Linked DNA regions of Homo sapiens: region 1 is linked to region 2. Evidence: chromatin contacts called from ENCODE Hi-C or POLR2A ChIA-PET data. All regions are on one chromosome and are shown on one strand. The core of a region is the stretch at or near the end of the contact, and the rest is flanking DNA. Distances in the headings are between cores, read along the strand shown.

The links. Hi-C counts contacts between places; a loop is a spot of excess contacts on that map. ChIA-PET counts read pairs that join two places held with the same protein, here RNA polymerase II (POLR2A). Pooled maps may share reads with other maps.
Region 1: a map of Caco-2 shows a loop between it and region 2 (2.6-fold over the local background). The contact joins two enhancer-like sites. A Hi-C loop is called at or near these places in 1 of 168 maps with a recorded cell type or tissue (Caco-2) and 1 of 50 pooled maps. POLR2A ChIA-PET finds 5 or more read pairs at or near these places in 2 of 52 experiments (GM12878 and OCI-LY7).

The regions. Positions count from the first base shown.
Region 1 is chr13:109,308,735-109,312,711 of GRCh38, reverse strand. No RefSeq gene overlaps it. Among named protein-coding and RNA genes, the nearest start is that of LINC00370, 29 kb to the right of the region's middle. Within about 2 kb of position 2,616, at least 2 of the 41 ENCODE cell types and tissues checked have a DNase peak (open chromatin) inside an H3K27ac peak, as active enhancers do.
Region 2 is chr13:109,144,493-109,148,981 of GRCh38, reverse strand. All of the region lies in intron 32 of MYO16 (myosin XVI), which reads right to left. LOC105370356 (a long non-coding RNA gene) reads left to right here. Exons shown (of 5, transcript XR_931717.3): 4 at 221-400; 5 at 1,813-2,025. Among named protein-coding and RNA genes, the nearest start is that of MYO16-AS1, 21 kb to the left of the region's middle. Within about 2 kb of position 1,606, at least 4 of the 41 ENCODE cell types and tissues checked have a DNase peak (open chromatin) inside an H3K27ac peak, as active enhancers do.

The sequences.
Region 1 (3,977 bases), core at 1,367-3,866, 160 kb before region 2:
AGTCTATTTATATGTCTGTCAGTCTGTCTATTTATCTGTCATCTGTCAGTTTGTCTATCTGCATATCTGTCATCTATCTATGTATCTATCTGTCTGTCTATCCATCTATCTGTCACCCTGTCAATCTATCTATTTATCTGTCTAACTATCTATCAATCAATCAATCATCTATCTCTCTGCCTATCTGCATGTCTATTATCTATATATCTATATGCCTATCTGTCCATCTATATATATCTACCTATCTGTCTATCTATCTATCTATCTATCTATCTATGATCTATGTAATCTATGGCAATTCTTTTTCTTTTTTCTTTTTTTTTTTAGTATTTATTGATCATTCTTGGGTGTTTCTCAGAGAGGGGGATTTGGCAGGGTCATAGGACAATAGTGGAGGGAAGGTCAGCAGATAAACATGTGAACAAGGGTCTCTGGTTTTCCTAGGCAGAGGGCCCTGCTGCCTTCCGCAGCGTTTGTGTCCCTGGGTACTTGAGATTAGGGAGTGATGATGACTCTTAAGGAGCATGCTGCCTTCAAGCATCTGTTTAACAAAGCACATCTTGCACCGCCCTTAATCCATTTAACCCTGAGTGGACACAGCACATGTTTCAGAGAGCATGGGGTTGGGGGTAAGGTTATAGATTAACAGCATCCCAAGGCAGAAGAATTTTTCTTAGTACAGAACAAAATGGAGTCTCCTATGTCTACTTCTTTCTACACAGACACAGTAACAATCTGATCTCTCTTTCTTTTCCCCACATTTCCCCCTTTTCTATTTGACAAAACCGCCATCGTCGTCATGGCCCGTTCTCAATGAGCTGTTGGGTACACCTCCCAGACGGGGTGGCGGTAGGGCAGAGGGGCTCCTCACTTCCCAGACGGGGCGGCCGGGCGGGGGCTGCCCCCCACCTCCCTCCCGGATGGGGCAGCTGGCCGGGCGAGGGCTGCCCCCCACCTCCTGGACGGGGCGGCTGCCGGGCGGAGACGCTCCTCACTTCCCAGACGATGGGTGACCAGGCAGAGACGCTCCTCACTTCCCAGACGGGGTGGCTGCTGGGCGGAGGGGCTCCTCACTTCTGGGACAGGGTGGCCGGGCAGAGACACTCCTCACCTCCCAGACGGGGTGGCAGTTGGGCAGAGGCACTCCTCACATCCCAGACGGGGCGGCCGGGCAGAGGCACTCCTCACATCCCAGACGGGGTGGCGGGGCAGAGGTGCTCCCCACATCTCAGACGATGGGCAGCCGGGCAGAGACGCTCCTCACTTCCTAGACGGGATGGCGGCCGGGAAGAGGTGCTCCTCACTTCCCAGACTGGGCGGCCGGGCAGAGGGGCTCCTCACGTCCCAGACGATGGGCGGCCAGGCAGAGACGCTCCTCACTTCCCAGACGGGATGGCGGCCGGGCAGAGGCTGCAATCTGGGCACTTTGGGAGGCCAAGGCAGGCGGCTGGGAGGTGGAGGTTTTAGCGAGCCGAGATCACGCCACTGCACTCCAGCCTGGGCAACATTGAGCACTGAGTGAGCGAGACTCCGTCTGCAATCCCGGCACCTCGGGAGGCCCAGGCGGGCAGATCACTTGCGGTCAGGAGCTGGAGACCAGCCCGACCAACATGGGGAAACCCCGTCTCCACCAAAAAAATACAAAAACCAGTCAGGCGTGGCGGCGTGTGCCTGCAATCCCAGGCACTCGGCAGGCTGAGGCAGGAGAATCAGGCAGGGAGGTTGCAGTGAGCCGAGATGGCGGCAGTACAGTCCAGCCTCAGCTGGGCATCAGAGGGAGACCGTGGAAAGTGGGAGACGAGGGAGAGGGCGGGGGAGAGGGAGGGGGAGGGGGCAATTCTTGAAGGAGAGTCTCCAGGCAGACTTAAAAAGTAACATCTGACTCTCAAAAAGATGCAATCATCTGTCTCCTGGAGTTTGAATTATAATGATGAAAGACAAATAATTACAGTTCAGGGTAGAAGTATGGTCACAGATGCATTCAGTGCATGAGGAGGGTGACAGGGCCATGAAATGTCCCAAGAGGGGCAGCCTGTCTGATCCATGGAACATCCCAGGAGACTTCTTGGTGCAGGAGGCATTTGACCTGTTACATATTCTCTCAGGACTTTTATGTTTGTGATTGTTTTGAGAAGTAAAATGTAAGCTATTTGTAAAGGGCAGGACAGGCCTTGCAGACTGTATGTCCTCAAATAATGGTTGTCATTATTAATTAAATATTCTTTAAACCGTTGGGGACACTTTTGGTACTAAGGTGAAAAATTTCCCACACTTCATCCTGAATATGATCCAGGGCTTTACTGTAACATGGAATCAGGCCTATTTGTACTTAGTTTGCTCTCAGCAGCCTTGTGTTGTGAGGAGGGGAGGTTTGCTTAATGAGAGAGGTGTGTACAGTTTGGGCTGGCGGTTAAACATACCCTGCAGTGGTGCTCATTCCAAAGTTAACAATTATCTTAACACAATATTTACCTTATCAGAGGAAGTTGCGCTGTTTGCCTGTTCCTTCAGTGAGATCTCCTACTGAGCTGAATTCAAAACAGTTAAGATAAACGTTAGCTCTTTAGAGCACACCGCTAGGGCTGGAAAATGATGGGAACCAAGGTCGTCTCGTGCAGCGTTTTGGATCTGTACAATGACGTCATCTCACCAAGGTCCTTCAGCTGTGAGTCTGATTGATCGTTCTGCATAGGTTGCTAACTACACCTGCACACTTTCTTCCAAATTATGCTAGGCAATATGGCAAAGCCAATTATTTTCTTCCGCTAAGAACAAATTAAATTTTCTGACAATATTACCAAGTAGTGACTGTATTAAGTATAGTTATTGATCATATTGTGCAAGTATTTGCCCAACTGCTGCTTAATTTAGCACAATGTAAACACAGCTCTACAACATGGGGCATGTGGTAGATAATAACACAGGTTTGACACTACCAGAAAAAGTGATTGACCAAAACACAGACAGCCACAGTTGTGTCTTTAATGTTGTCCGGATAAGCAGGGTTTTATAGCTGTCATACTAAAGCAACTAGGACCTCTAGCTTTTCACCTAAAACTTATAAATTATTTTAAAACGAAGGAGGCCAATCATCAAATTGCTGCCATCTTTTCCTAAAATGGTGTCTTTTTCTAAAATGAGATACTTTATTTGGATGCAATATGCTGAATTACAGACTGGAAATCTTAGGTAGATCTACAACCTGTCAGACTCCTCACTGGCCCCCAGGAAAGAGGGTGCCCCCCTCCCTCAGTGAGGGCCTGGTCATGGAGAACTCAAGAAAAATATGATGGCGTCATGCTTCTCTAATAGAACTTATAACCTGAACAAGAAGATTTGTGGGCAAGAAGTAATTAGAGAATAATACAATTTAGTAGTCAAGTACTTAACTGAGTATAAATATGACCAGATTTATGAAAGGAGGAGTTTAATGAGTGTTGAATAAAATAATAGCCTTTTTGAAAAAAAACCATAAAAATTGAATTGGATTTGAAATACTTTTATTCTGTATCTATATGGGTAGCTCTGCCAAAATTATTTATGTACAAAATGCAACTGAATATAACATATAAAACAGTATCATGCAAGGTATTCCATTATAGACGCACATAAATACACACACACACACACACCACCACCACCACGTGCTTCACTACTAAACTATTTTAGTTCTCAAAAAATGCTCTGTTGCTTCAGAGTTTTGTTATACCGATCCTCAACCTTGACAACACAGACAAATCATTGAGAGCTTTAACAATTACCAACGTGGGCAGGTGCAGTGGCTCACACCTCTAATCCAAGCACTTTGGGAGGCTGAGGTGGGCGGACCATGAGGTCAGGAGATCAAGACCATCCTGGCTAACATGGTGAAACCCCATCTCTACTAAAAATACATAAAAAGTTAGCTGGTGTGGTGGCACATTCCTGTAGTCCCAGCTACTTGGGAGACTGAAGGAGGAGAATCACTTGAACCCAGG
Region 2 (4,489 bases), core at 357-2,856:
ATGCATGGCTATATTCTAAAGGAACCACACACCCTGAAGTTTCATGTCTCAACCTATATTCATCCATTGGCCTGCAGTGTCTATTACCCTGACTTCTGCACCTAGAGAGCTCCATCCACCCATCATCCGCCTCTAACATTCCTCTTGCCCTTCTGCCAGCTCTGGTTGCAAGGCCCTCAGATTCTCTCAGGCATTTACCTCTTTCTTCTTCTGGCTGCAGAAAATGCCGTGTGTGCACATCTCCTGCAGCGGCTCCTCACTTTTCCCACGTCACTGACATTTTGGGAGGATCCGATAAAGCTTATGAAGCCTCTGCCCAAACAAGTGGCATGTATACCATGGGGGCTCATGGGCCACTTGGAGCTCAACTACGAATCCACGAGTGGTTTATGGCCCTCAGGTTAGAAATTCTCTCCTCTTTGGAATTTCTTTCACTGAAAGTGGATGCACCTTCTGTCTCTTATATGGTCTGTGAGAGGGCAGAGGCAATGCCAGATTTGTTTATCAGTGTTTTGGATTTCCAGTAGCAATCCCTGTGCTTACATTAAGTACATGCTTATTGGATGACTGTAAGGGAATTAGCTCCACAAGTTAGTGCAAGTCTGGTTTATAGGCCTCCTGCTTGCACAATTTCCCTGTATGAATTATTGGGCATTTATATAGAGAAAGCGCTACAAGTTGTGAGAAAAATGTCACAAACATTCACAACAAATCCTTAGGCATTAAAAATATATATTTCTAATTAATATAGGGAACAAAGAGCTTTGTGCTCTTAACATAGATAAATTTGGTTACTGATACATTTATTAACATTGAAAGTTCATTTCGAAGTGTAGATGAACACAGTATTATTTCTACTAGACATTTAGGGGATTAAAAACAATGAAATATATAGCTGCAAGTCTCAGGCACAAGCACTCTTGGCTACTACAGAGAGGCAAAGAAATTAGAAAAAAAATCCTTTTCTTCCAAAGAGACATATTCTCTTCTTGTCAAGCCCAGGTCTATTAACATGGCAAAGGAAGAAACTTCACACAGCTCCTGCTTGCTTAATGTCCACTTAGTGATAAATGGAGACCCCCCTTCTCTGGGGGTGTTAATCTAGTTTCCCCAAAGGACTTACTCGTTTGGAAAATGAGGAAAATTATGCATTGATTTAAAATGGTTCTGGAATGCAGAGGAGCGCCCCACTTTGTATGAGACAAGAATTCAGACAGTCACAGATCATCAGCAGAAGAGCACCTCAGTAAATTATCTTCCACACTTTTTCTAATTTTCATGAGCACTCCCACCCCCAACTCCCCACACACAAATAAATCACTGTGGGGAGAAATCATCAAGGGGAGTGAAAAAGATTTAACTGCTTCAGACAGGATAAAACACTACAAGACCCGCACATAGGCAAGAAGCCTGGGGGATGCTAAGCTCTGCATCCCATTATGGGATGTCAAGATTTGCATAAGGCAGACTAATGTCTCATACTTCAGTCTCGTTTCGATGTGTCAGAGAATAAATGACGATAATGTTGGAACTTCTGTTTCAAACATCAGGAGCAGAGAATAGCAATTTGCACACACCGTCCTGGAGCACATCCCAGGTTTCCATGAGTAATTCAGGGGCATTTGAGTCATTGTAAAGCATCCTGCATCTTGTCGCTAAACAATGAATGGGTAACTGCACTTGATTTGGCATAGAAACATCTGAAACCCATATGATATTGACTTAGGATGCAATTGCGTGTCTTTGAATTTTGATCTTTCATAGTTAGTTCTACCTGATATAATATTTAGAATCTTTTTTTTTTTTCTGTAGTAGAAGGGGCTGTCTGCAAGTGTTCCCTTGGAGAAATTTGCAGAGTCACATTGCTTGGTGGAATGCTAGCCCAAGAATTATTTTGTTTGTGTCGTGAAAAATGACGCCCTGGCTTCGAGAATCAGGCTTTTGTCATGAATAGCAGCTTCATGCTCGTGAAGACTGAAATGGATTGATTGGTTTGAGTACTTATTAAAATGCCTTAAGAATAAATGTTTTTTTCTTCTTAAAGAACATCTATGATAAAATATTTATAAATATTTAAATATATATTATTTAAATGGTTTGACATTGGTTTTCTTTTTTCTCTTTCTTTTTTTCTTTCTCTTTTTCTCTTTCTCTCTTTCTTTCTTTCTCTCTTCTTTCTTTCTTTCTGGGCAGTGTATTGCTCTGTGGTCTAACCTGGAGTGTAGTGGAGCAACCACGGCCACTGTAGCCTCCACTTCCCAGGCTCAAGCGATCTGCCCACCTCAGCCTCTCAAGTAGCTGGGACCGCAGGCACATGCCACCATGCCTGGCTATTTTATTATCATTATTGTTTTTTTTGTAGAGACAAGGCCTGGTTAGCTACTTTGCCAGGGCTAGTCCTGAACACCTGGGCTCAAGCGATCCTTCCACCTCAACCTCCCAAAGGGCTTGGATTATAGGCATGAACCACCATGCCTGGCTGATTTGACATTGGGATGCACTTAAAAATGATCCAGTGCCAGAGGAGGGAAATGGGCAGGAGTAGAGATGAAATAGGATGGGCCACAGAGAAGGTTCATTAATCTATTCTTTATACTTTTGTCTATGTTTGAAATTTTCCATAAGGAAAACTTGAAAAACAATTATTTTGTAAACAAATGGCCCTATGGAATAAAAGTATATTGTAAAAAAATTGTTTATAAAATACTCTCACTCCAAACTCATAATGTTCTTATTCAGAATATTTATGTAATCAAATAAAATATTTGAAATTAATAGTGACTTCCATTTAGCTTATGTGATCCTTATTAAGTAAAAATGCCACAAGAGCTAGTTCTATCAAATAGATTTGTATGTCAAACTGCTCTTTTATAGGTAAATTTTACCTCAAACAACTATTTAATAGCCACCTACTATATGCAAAGAAATACTGTACATTACAGCTTTTTTGTTGACATCATTTTTAGTACCTGTTTATAACTTATAAGCTAAGGATGCACTGTATCAGAATGTAATAAAACTGAATTTTTAAAAAATATTTTGAGTCTGATTTTCGTTAATTCGGCCTGGCTGTCTTCCACTTTCTTCTCCAGATTTCTGAGATGTACTGCATTTTTTGTCAAGACCCTGTCTTCCTGATCTTTTTCAGTGAGTAGAGAATAACATGCTCATGTGATTTCACTTTATTCTGGATAAACTCAACCAGACGCTGAGATGCCATTCAGAGCAATGGAGCACCCTAGTGGCCTAAAGGAGCCAAGGACTCTCATTCACCATTTGAATCGGGTCTCATAGTTTTTGAAACCAAGCAACTAGAAATAATTAGCATAATAATATTAGCCACATCATCACATGAGATGGAAAAAAATGTTGTGAATTAATGGGATCTTTATGTCTAGAATGGAACAGACAATTAAACATTTAGTCAATATTAATTTTAAGGGCCAAGTAGCCTAGACACTGTATCCCAGAATTATACATACCCATCATCAGTATAAAGTTCATTTGGCATTCTTGAGTTTATGGGAAAATTCTCTTCAACTAAACTCTTATGACTATTACTCGTTGCCCCTCAGTGAACAAATATTAATTTTAAAAGACTTTTTTTTTTTCTGTCTCTTTTTCTCTTGCTGTCTGAGCAGCATTGCATAGGTAGCTAGGGGAAGAGACTCTAGAGACAGAGTTACTGCACTCAAGTCATTCTCTGTCCCGCACGAGCACAGCAGCTTTGAGCAAGTAGATTAATCTCCCTGTGCCCCAGTTTTTCCACCTGTAAAATGGAGATAAGTGGAGAAGATGCCTTATAGTGTTGTGAGAATTAGATGACTCAGACAATGCCTGGCACAGTAAGCACTACAATTCCTTGCTGCAAATATTTCTTCTCAGACTGCAGTCACATCCATCATCTGCACAATCATATCTTTCTTATATGTGTGTCCACCACTCTTAGAATCTGCATGGTTTTGTATACTTCAAATTGCATATCCAAGAATCTATAGAAAATGAACTGGTTTGGGCAACATAGAATTTGTGAAATCCTACATATAAGGCTATGGAATAGTAATGGAGTAGAATTACGCAAGAAACAACCTTGCTTCCTATACACAACTCACTGTACATTATAGCACATTATATTTCAACCAGAAATAACTAAAGCAGTGAATTACTGAGCAGTTTAATCTCCTCGATGTCATTGTTCCAAACAGCCAAGGAGAACATTTTGAACCTTTCTGCAAAATTTGTGCAATAATTTTCTCCTATGAAAATTGAACAAAAAATGAACTTTAGTTAATTTAAGGACCCTGAAGGGTAAATTAGCCACACACTGTATTATTTGGTAAGAAAGCTATTTCACGGTGAAAATAAAAATGTCTTTAAGCATAAAGAAGGTAAAGTAAAAGATTTAAAACTTGAAAGAAATTCCATAAAAGTCATTGAATTCATTCAGAAGAAAATGGATTACTAACCTCAGGATCAAACTGTGTAAACT